Regions from separate parts of the Homo sapiens genome. Here regions 1 and 2 are each linked to region 3. A link is a contact called in ENCODE Hi-C or POLR2A ChIA-PET data. All regions are on one chromosome and are shown on one strand. Each heading gives the region's core, a stretch centred on a gene start or an enhancer-like site at or near the end of the contact. The rest is flanking DNA. Distances are from core to core; before and after follow the strand shown.

Region 1 (2,700 bases), core at 10-2,509, 61 kb after region 3:
GCAGAAGTTAAAAAAAACAAAAGGATCAGAGGAGCGAATCCACTCAAGGCCACTTAGCTAACTGAGACATGGGAGCAAATTCTGAATTCAGGGATTCTAATTCCAGAAGTCCAAAACAATTCCATCTACGAAGAAACTTATGAAACCCAAACAACCCAAACTGTTCTAAAACAACAGTTTCCAAACACCAGTCCACGACAAAGCTTTAATCTGGTAAGCTGCAAAAAGAGAAAACCAGTAACAATCGTCGCTGACAGGTTGGCAATGAGTGTGTGTGTGTGTGTGTGTGTGTGTGTGTGTGTGTGCGCGCGCGCGCGCAAAGGCCAGCATTTATTCTGAGTTTACGGTCTTAGTACTTTGTGTTAAAATGTATTGCCTGAAGTAATGTTGGTATGGGTGGTTTCAAGTTTGAGTTTTTCAAGTTTGATTTTTAAATACCATTATATTACAAAACTAAAAGACTAAAAAAGCTAAAATCGTTCCACCCCTTAAAACAAACAAACAAAAAAATCCGTCCTCAAGAGTCTGGGCGCCACCGGTAATAGGGAAACCTCAGAATGTTTCTGTGGATTAGCCTCAGACAAGACTGAGGAAGAGCAGAAAGGCCTGAGCTGGGGGAGCAGGCTACTGAGGCAGCTCTTCTCAAAGCGCCAGCAGAGTCCGTTAGACAGGAGCACCGGTCCACAAACACACACAGACTCGGAGCTGCTGTCCTCAGTACTTCCCTCGGGCCGGCTGCCTGCCCAGCCGAGGCCACGACGTCGAACCCCAACACGAAGCTGGCGACGGACCATGCCGGGGGTCAGGGCCCGGGAGAGGCTACCGAGGGCTGTGCAGTCCCAGCAAGCTCAGGCCCGCGTCCCGGGCCGCCTTCCCTGCACGCCCACCCGCCCCCGAGCCCACCCCGCTCACCGGGGGCTCCCGCTGCGGCTCCAGCCTTGCGTACCGCCGCCTCGGCGCCAGGCCGCTAGGAGATGACACAGGAACGAGCCCTTCCGGCAGCCGAGGCACAGAATAATGGCCGAGCCGAGAATACTGCGACTTCCGGTTGCACCCCGCCCCTCATCCCGGATCTCTAGGAAGCCACATCTCTATGGTTCGTTTCTTTTCCCAGAACTGGGGAAGAGAGGCGGAACTCCTGAGCCCTTGGGTACTAGTGTTCCTTACATCGAACAAGAACTGGCCGCTGTTTCAGACCGGAAGGGTGCAGAGATGAAAGACAGGACCCAGGGTCTCAGGATGCCTGTTGCCTCCTAAGAGAGTTGGACATTTCTATTTTGATTTGCATTTCAATTGAGGTTGATAGGGAGTGACCTTCACGTCTGAATGACCTGGTAGGTGACTTTTCTGGTCTCTTCTTGAACTTATGCAATTCTCACTATAAATAATAACATGACTTATAAATCACCCTCTTGTGAATTCGCTTACTGTGGTGTATCTCTTGCCCACATGATGACATATTGGAGCTATGATATTAAATAATAATCAAGTTGATGGTGCAAGGTAATGTGCAAATGGTAGGGACATCTCTCCCCTGAAAGAAGAGGTTATTCTAGCTGTCCATCGCCCTGGGTAAAGTCAGGTGTATATAAAGGAAACTGGCACTCTGATCCTCTCTTTGGTCTTCAGTCTCTTAAGTTTGGACTTCTGGAACTGACACCCCTATATGGGACTATGGCTGAAACAAGTCTCCAAAAGGGCAAAGGCCATGTCTGCATGGATCCCATGTATTTAGCACCTAGTACAAAGCTGAAGCCATATAGGTTGTAGATGAATGTTTATTCAATGAGCAAGGTTCATGTTATTCTGTTTATGTCTTTTTTTTTTTTTTGAGATGGAGTTTTGCTCTTGTTGCCCAGGCTGGAGTGCAGTGGCGCAATCTTGGCTCACTGCAATCTCCACCTCCCGGGTTCAAGCGATTCTTCTGCCTCAGCCTCCTGAGCAGCTGGGATTACAGGCACGTGCCACCATGCCTGGCTATTTTTTTTTTTTTTTTTTTTTTTTAGTAGAGACGGGGTTTCACAATGTTGGCCAGGCTGGTCTTGAACTCCTGACCTCAGGTGATCCACCCCCACCTTGGCCTTCTAAAGTGTTGGAATCACAGGCGTGAGCCACCGTGCCAGGCTTATTCTGTTTATTTCTTTATGTTCTCTCCTGGCATTCATTAAACAACATACTTAAACTTCAGCCTTGATTCATTCATTCATTCAACTACTGAGTACTTGCCATATGCCAAATACTGTTCTGGGCACTAGGGACATAGATAAAGAGGTAAAGTCTCTGTTCTCATGGGGCTTACATTTCTAGTGGGATAAACAGAAAACAAATATAAAAATGTGTCAGGTGGTGGTAAATGCTAAGAAATGTGAAAGCTGATCATAAGAATTGGGTCATTTTTGTCATACCTAATAAAAGAAAGTCGAGAAATTAGCTGGGGGAAGCACTCAGGGTACACAACATTGCTCCAGGAATGTTATTCTCTGTAAGCTTGACTGCTGAAACTGCTTATTATAAGCCAAAACCAGTTTTATCTATAGCTTCTGAGATAAGTTGCTGCAACTCTAGGACTAATTTTGCCCACCGCAGTTGCTCACCAACTGGAGCTTGTCAGCTCCCCACACCCTTACTACTGCCAATGAACTTTCTCAAAGAGCAATATGTAACATTCCTCCTTTTTGTAAAACCTCTAACCTTCTCTTT
Region 2 (2,700 bases), core at 8-2,507, 44 kb before region 3:
ATCTTTGATTGAATCTGTTTATTCATTTATTTGAAAAGTACTAAATGAGCTAGCCGTGAGGTGAATGGGTCTTGTTAAGAACGGGCTGAATCAACAGCAGGGAAACTTCCTGTCAGTTATCCTCCTACAATTAGAATTGGGGGAATTTCTCGAAAATAACAAGAGGATTGCCTTTGTGTAAGGAGTATCTGCTGTAAGATGTTAAGGACTCTTCATAAGGGAAAGGTTTCAAGAACCCTCCTAATGCAAAGAACACTGTATTCAAAGGCAGGAACCTGGTTTCCTGTCTAATACATCCCAATCCACTAGCATCTCTTAACTGACACTGAACAAACTGTTTAATTATTTTCAAACGTCTCTTTTATTTCCTCATTTGGTCAAATAAGCCAGCAATTATTTTCAAGCTTGCAGTCAACCTTTAATATTTAGCTCAAATGTGAAACTTCACACCTCTTCCTTGTGGGAAAATTTTGACTTTTCCAAGGCCCTTCCTCGTCTACATTCTCAAAGAATTTTACAAGTTTCTACTGTAGGACTTTCTAGTCTGATTACATTCTGTCTTCCACCAGCAAACTTACAAGTATGGCATGGGCTCCAGGACTAGGACTTTTGAACAAGTTACCTAACCTTTTTTTGCTCCAGTTTTTTCAACTGTTAAATGGAGACGATACCAGTAACTACTTTATAGGGTTGTCGTAATGAATAAGTGGGTTACTACATGGCAACTACTTAGAAGAATGCCAGCTGGTAAGCATTCAATAAATAGTGCCTGCTGTTAAAGTATTGAGTCTACATGTCTTCATACGGTACCTATTTTGTTGTTGTTAGAGAAGAATAAATAATGAAGGGAAGGCACTAATTCTTGCATATACTTACTTCAACCCGCACAACTTTGGGAAACGGCAAGGCAGGAAACAGTATTTACTTCTGGAAATCAGAAAACTAAAGTGCCCAGAAGTTCACTGACATGCTTAAGTATGTATAAATCGAACCCAGGTCCTCCGACTCCCAGCCTAGGGCTCTCGAACAGCCTCTCCTTTCTTCATGGCAAGTTTGCCCTAGGCCTCGGGCCTCCGCTCCACAGGCCCTCCAGGAAGAAAAACGCCCTGCTTCCCGAGGGAGGAGCTGGAATCGACCCGCGGCAGCCGGGCACAGCAGAAACCGCTCACCATGCGCTTCCCGCGGCGCTCCCCGCGGCGCTCCCCTCTCGCACCTTGCAACACTCAGGTCCCTGGGTGCTGCCCTGCGGAAAGGAGTAAGTCCCGGACGCGCCCAGCCGGCGTGACGTCAGCAGTCCGCGCCTCGGCTAATAACCACTACCGTCTCCTCTCTAGGAAGGTGGGAGCGGCTTCCGCTCGGTGGTTCCTTCCCGCACGCAGCTACGGGTTTCGGTGCTGCGCCGGTTAAGCCGGCACCAGAAACAACCTGCGACCCCACCTGGCGTGCGTCTTCCAGCACAGGGAAACGGGATGGAAGTCAGAAGGGTCGACCACAAGGAGCTCTTACTGTGCATCAGTTCATCCTGCAAGTCCGCCACATTTAGCTTCCTATGTTACTGTCCTTTGGGGATTCTCAAGGCTTTTCACAAAACTGGCTTCCACCTTCCTCACACACATCCTCATCTGGAAGAAAACTGACCTCTTCACAGAAACCCCTGACACCTTACTGACCCAGGATCTTTGTTCAGGTGGCCAAAAGAAAAAGTTCTGCAGGCCAGGCGCGGTGGCTCACTCCTGTAATCCCAGCACTTTGGGAGGCCGAGGCGGGCGGATCACCTGAGGTCAGGAGTTCAAGACCAGCCTGCCCAACATGGAGAAACCCTGTCTCTACTAAAAATACAAAAATCAGCCGGGTGTGCTGGTGGGCGCCTGTAATTCCAGCTACTCCGGAGGCTGAGGCGCGAGAATCACTTGAACCTGGGAGGGGGAGGTTGCAGTGAGCAGAGACTGAGCCACTGCACTCCAGCTTGGGTGATAGAGTGAGACTCTGTCTCAAAAACAAAACAAAACAAATCAAACACTGCTTTGGGCTCAAATCCCTGATTCTCAGTGTATGAACTTTGCAACTTTACCTCTCTGTGCCTGCTTCCTCACTTACCAGGTATAATAATGGTACCACAGGGTTGTTGTGAGGATTAAGTGAGGTTAATACGTGTGAATTACTAAGAACATCTAGTATTTTTTAAATCTTCAGTAAATGTTAGGACTATTGTCTGTGTCTCAAATCCCAGCTCCAGTACCTATTGTTCTGCCCTGACTTCACTGACCTTTCAGGGCCTCAAGGTAGCACACCCATCCCTTTCTACAAAACTTCAGATCTTGCTGGCTCTAACTCAGGAAATATTTGCACACATGGGCTCATCTTGACAGGTAAAGTCCAGAGATAAAGGCATGAGTGGAGAGTACCTTATTCACTTCCAAGCATTCCTACTGATCTGCAATCTCAGGACAATAGGGCTGTGTGCACACCATCATATCCCTAGTGTGCAGCATATAGAAGTGAACACTTGCTGTATAAATTAATGAGATGCAGCAGAGAAATTATCCATTCCAGGCCAGGCATGGTGGCTCACACCTGTAATCCCAGCACTTTGGGAGGCCATGGGGGGCGGATCACGAGGTCAGGAGTTTGAGACCAGCCTGACCAACATGGCGAAACCCCGTCTCTACTAAAGATACAAAAATTAGCCGGGCGTGGTGG
Region 3 (2,700 bases), core at 38-2,537:
CACGAAATGCTTAAAAGGTAACTTAACATTTTGTTCAGGGCTCAGCCTTTGGATGTTAATCCAACTGGGCCAGTGCACCTAAATAATAAATATCCTTCTCAACCCCATCGGTCTCTCTAATTTTTTATCAATCCCGCTACACAACCTCTTTGGATATGCCAATGGTCTGCATAGCCCCCATATACTGGATTTGTGAATCCCCTGTGCACTCCTGAATAAACACCTTATCTTTAGAGAGTCTGTCTGTTATTTGGGTTGACAAGATGTTTGTGGATCTTATGGTCTAAGCATTCTCTCTATTGCAATAGTCCTCCTCTCCCTATTGTAGTAGTACCTTTCTCCCATTTGCAATTGTCCTTTTGAATAAAGCCTGTCTTATCTATGTCTGAGTTTGTTTTTTATTTGACAACTCAAGTAGCTTCACGGTTATGCAAGTCAGGCAAGCCCCAAAGTGGAGCTTAGCCCACAAGGGTTCCTGGCTTTGCCCAGGAAAGACTTCAAGGACAAGCCAGAGGTAGAAGAAAAAACCCCTTCAAAGAGGCGGTGTTACAGCTCTGTAACTGCTCCTGCAAAGGAGGGCTACCCTGTAGGCAGACAGTAGCAGCTCAGGGCAGTTTTGCAGTCATATTTATATCCATTTTTAATCGCATGCAGATTAAGGGGCGACTTATGCAGAACTTTCTAGGGAAGGAGTAGTACTTTTGGGTCACTGCCATGGAAAGGTGCAGTAACTCCGGGGTGTTGCCATGGCAATGGTAAATTGACATGGCACACTGGTGGGTGTGTCTGACTGAAAGCTGCTTCCACCTGGCTCTGTTTTAGTTAGTCCTCAATTTGGTCGAGTGTCTGACCCGGCCTCTGGAGTCAAGTCCTGCTTGCTACCTCAGCAGTTCCATCCCAATCCTACTGCAACGGGTTGGAGAGCATTGACTAGAGAGAATTTTCTAACTTGAATCTTCTAACCTGAATCGTATCTTCTATAAGCACCTCTCAAAAATAAAGGAGCTGTAGAGAGACACTTTTACATTGTAAAAGAAGTAAAAGTTAAACATGTCAATATCTAAGACTTTAATTTTTTCCCCAACATTCTCTGAGGCCTTTGTGTAGATAGTAGATTGTCCTCCCACCCCTAAACACATTGCAGATTTTTAATTGGAATGGATAGGTCAGATGTAGGAGACCCAGGTAAGGAGGCGTCGAGGTCAAAAGACCTCCGAGATTCCTAGAGCGGTCGGCGAGGGGCCTGCAAGTCGCCCCGGCCGCACTTCCGGGACGGCCCATCTTCCTTGGGTACTGAAGCTCGCGAGAGGATCCTGGGGGCAGGCGCGTCGCGGTGGCAGTGTTTCTTGGGTGTGCGGGGCCGGGCGCCCCGTAGCCTCTGGTGAGCGAAAGAGACCGGGGCCGAGCGGGCGCAGGCTTGCCGGGGCTGCGGGCTGCGCTGGCGGCGGGGCCGGGTGGCGGTAGTGGCGGGAGTGACTGGCGGGAATCCCCGCGGCCCCGGCGCTTGGGCTTACTGTGCACTTGATGTAAGGGGAAAGTCGCTCGTCAACTGCTTGAAGGGCAGTTTTGCGGTCATATTTATACCCATTTTTAATCGCATGCAGATTAAGGGGCGGCTTATGCAGAACTTTCTAGGGAAGGAGTAGTACTTTTGGGTCATTGGGTCACTGCCATGGAAAGGTGCAGTAACTCCGGGGTGTTGCCATGGCAATGGTAAATTGACGTGGGCACACTGGTGGGTGTGTCTGAAGGGCTTGTTGTTAGGGTGAACTGGGGACTAGAAATGGGATGCGGGCGGGAGGAAAGTAGTGTAGGTGCAGGTGGCAGTCATAAGTGTCCCATAAGTCTGAATGTCTGAATGTCTGAACTGTGTAGATTTAAGGAGCATTAAAGAGGCAAAATAATAGCAAGTGCTTGTGTAATGCTTAGCGTGGGCCAGGCACTGTTCTAAATGCTTGTTTCATTTAATCCTGACAGCAACCTTATGAGGTAGGTACTATTATTCCTATTAAGAAAAAATGAGAGGGGTTAATCTGCCTAAGCGCAAACAGCCCCTAAGTGGCAGAGCCAGCATGGAAATTCAGGCCCTGAGGCTTTTTTCAGGCTGTGTTACCAGCTCTTCCTCTCAAAGACGACTTTGAAGAGTAAGGGAGAGAGAGAAGGCAAGGAGCATTCAAAAATTGGGAAGACAGTTTGAATATTCATCAGAGAGATCCTTCCAGGGAGATACTGAGGACGAGGACTAGAAATATAAGGCCAGCAGAAATCAAGGATGTAAAAATCTCCCTAGAGAAGAAAAGCCAGAAAGGTAAAGAATTTGATAACTTCTTTAATCTAAGCTCAAAAAGTATTTCACATTCGAGAATTCACAGGGAGAAGAACAAGGGGCCAGTTTCAGAAGTCAAAATACAAGTCACAACTTACGAAAGGCTTCAGAGTGTAGCCCCTCTGGCAGCCAGGTTTAGAGAAGCCCTAGCGGGGAAGGGAAGTGCAAAGAGGCATCAGGGAAGCCAGGCAGGACCCAGAGCAAGGAGAAGGAAGAGAGTTTCCACAGGTGTTGCCTTCAGAGACAGGAGTGCCCTTGACAAGGAAAGAGGGCAACAAAACTACCCAGGAGAGAAACCCTTTATCTGTAAGGAGTGTGGAAAAGCCTTTGGTCAGAGTGCAAGCCTTATCGTGCACCAAAGAATTCACACAGGG

Evidence for each region. Hi-C counts contacts between places; a loop is a spot of excess contacts on that map. ChIA-PET counts read pairs that join two places held with the same protein, here RNA polymerase II (POLR2A). Pooled maps may share reads with other maps.
Region 1: a loop to region 3 is called in a map of B cell, with 27 times the contacts of the local background. The contact joins the promoter of ZNF197-AS1 here to the promoter of ZKSCAN7-AS1 in region 3. A Hi-C loop is called at or near these places in 7 of 168 maps with a recorded cell type or tissue (B cell, GM12878, PC-9 and 4 more), 24 of 37 single-sample maps with no recorded cell type and 25 of 50 pooled maps. POLR2A ChIA-PET finds 5 or more read pairs at or near these places in 2 of 52 experiments (WTC11 and activated B cell).
Region 2: a loop to region 3 is called in a map of naive thymus-derived CD4-positive, alpha-beta T cell, with 9 times the contacts of the local background. The contact joins the promoter of ZNF501 here to the promoter of ZKSCAN7-AS1 in region 3. A Hi-C loop is called at or near these places in 1 of 168 maps with a recorded cell type or tissue (naive thymus-derived CD4-positive, alpha-beta T cell), 15 of 37 single-sample maps with no recorded cell type and 14 of 50 pooled maps. POLR2A ChIA-PET finds 5 or more read pairs at or near these places in 5 of 52 experiments (CD4-positive, alpha-beta T cell, WTC11, activated B cell and 1 more).

What each region holds. Positions count from the first base shown.
Region 1 is chr3:44,623,356-44,626,055 of GRCh38, reverse strand. ZNF197-AS1 (ZNF197 antisense RNA 1) reads left to right here and starts at 1,259. Exons shown (of 2, transcript NR_046658.1): 1 at 1,259-1,334. The region is part of intron 2 of ZNF660-ZNF197 (ZNF660-ZNF197 readthrough); the gene reads right to left. It overlaps ZNF197 (zinc finger protein 197), which reads right to left and starts at 1,020. Exons shown (of 6, transcript NM_006991.5): 1 at 913-1,020. All of the region lies in intron 2 of ZKSCAN7-AS1 (ZKSCAN7 ZNF cluster antisense RNA 1), which reads left to right. RefSeq lists an enhancer at 185-687 and a silencer at 667-1,016.
Region 2 is chr3:44,728,192-44,730,891 of GRCh38, reverse strand. ZNF501 (zinc finger protein 501) reads right to left here and starts at 1,257. Exons shown (of 3, transcript NM_001258280.2): 1 at 877-1,257. It overlaps LOC105377056 (a long non-coding RNA gene), which reads left to right and starts at 1,366. Exons shown (of 3, transcript XR_940788.4): 1 at 1,366-2,100. RefSeq lists an enhancer at 1,377-1,446.
Region 3 is chr3:44,684,240-44,686,939 of GRCh38, reverse strand. It overlaps ZKSCAN7-AS1 (ZKSCAN7 ZNF cluster antisense RNA 1), which reads left to right and starts at 1,287. Exons shown (of 3, transcript NR_157564.1): 1 at 1,287-1,381. It overlaps LOC124905403 (zinc finger protein OZF-like), which reads left to right and starts at 1,158. Exons shown (of 2, transcript XM_047449433.1): 1 at 1,158-1,185; 2 at 2,150-2,700. The coding sequence starts at 1,158. RefSeq lists an enhancer at 1,143-1,272 and silencers at 1,443-1,572, 1,623-1,672.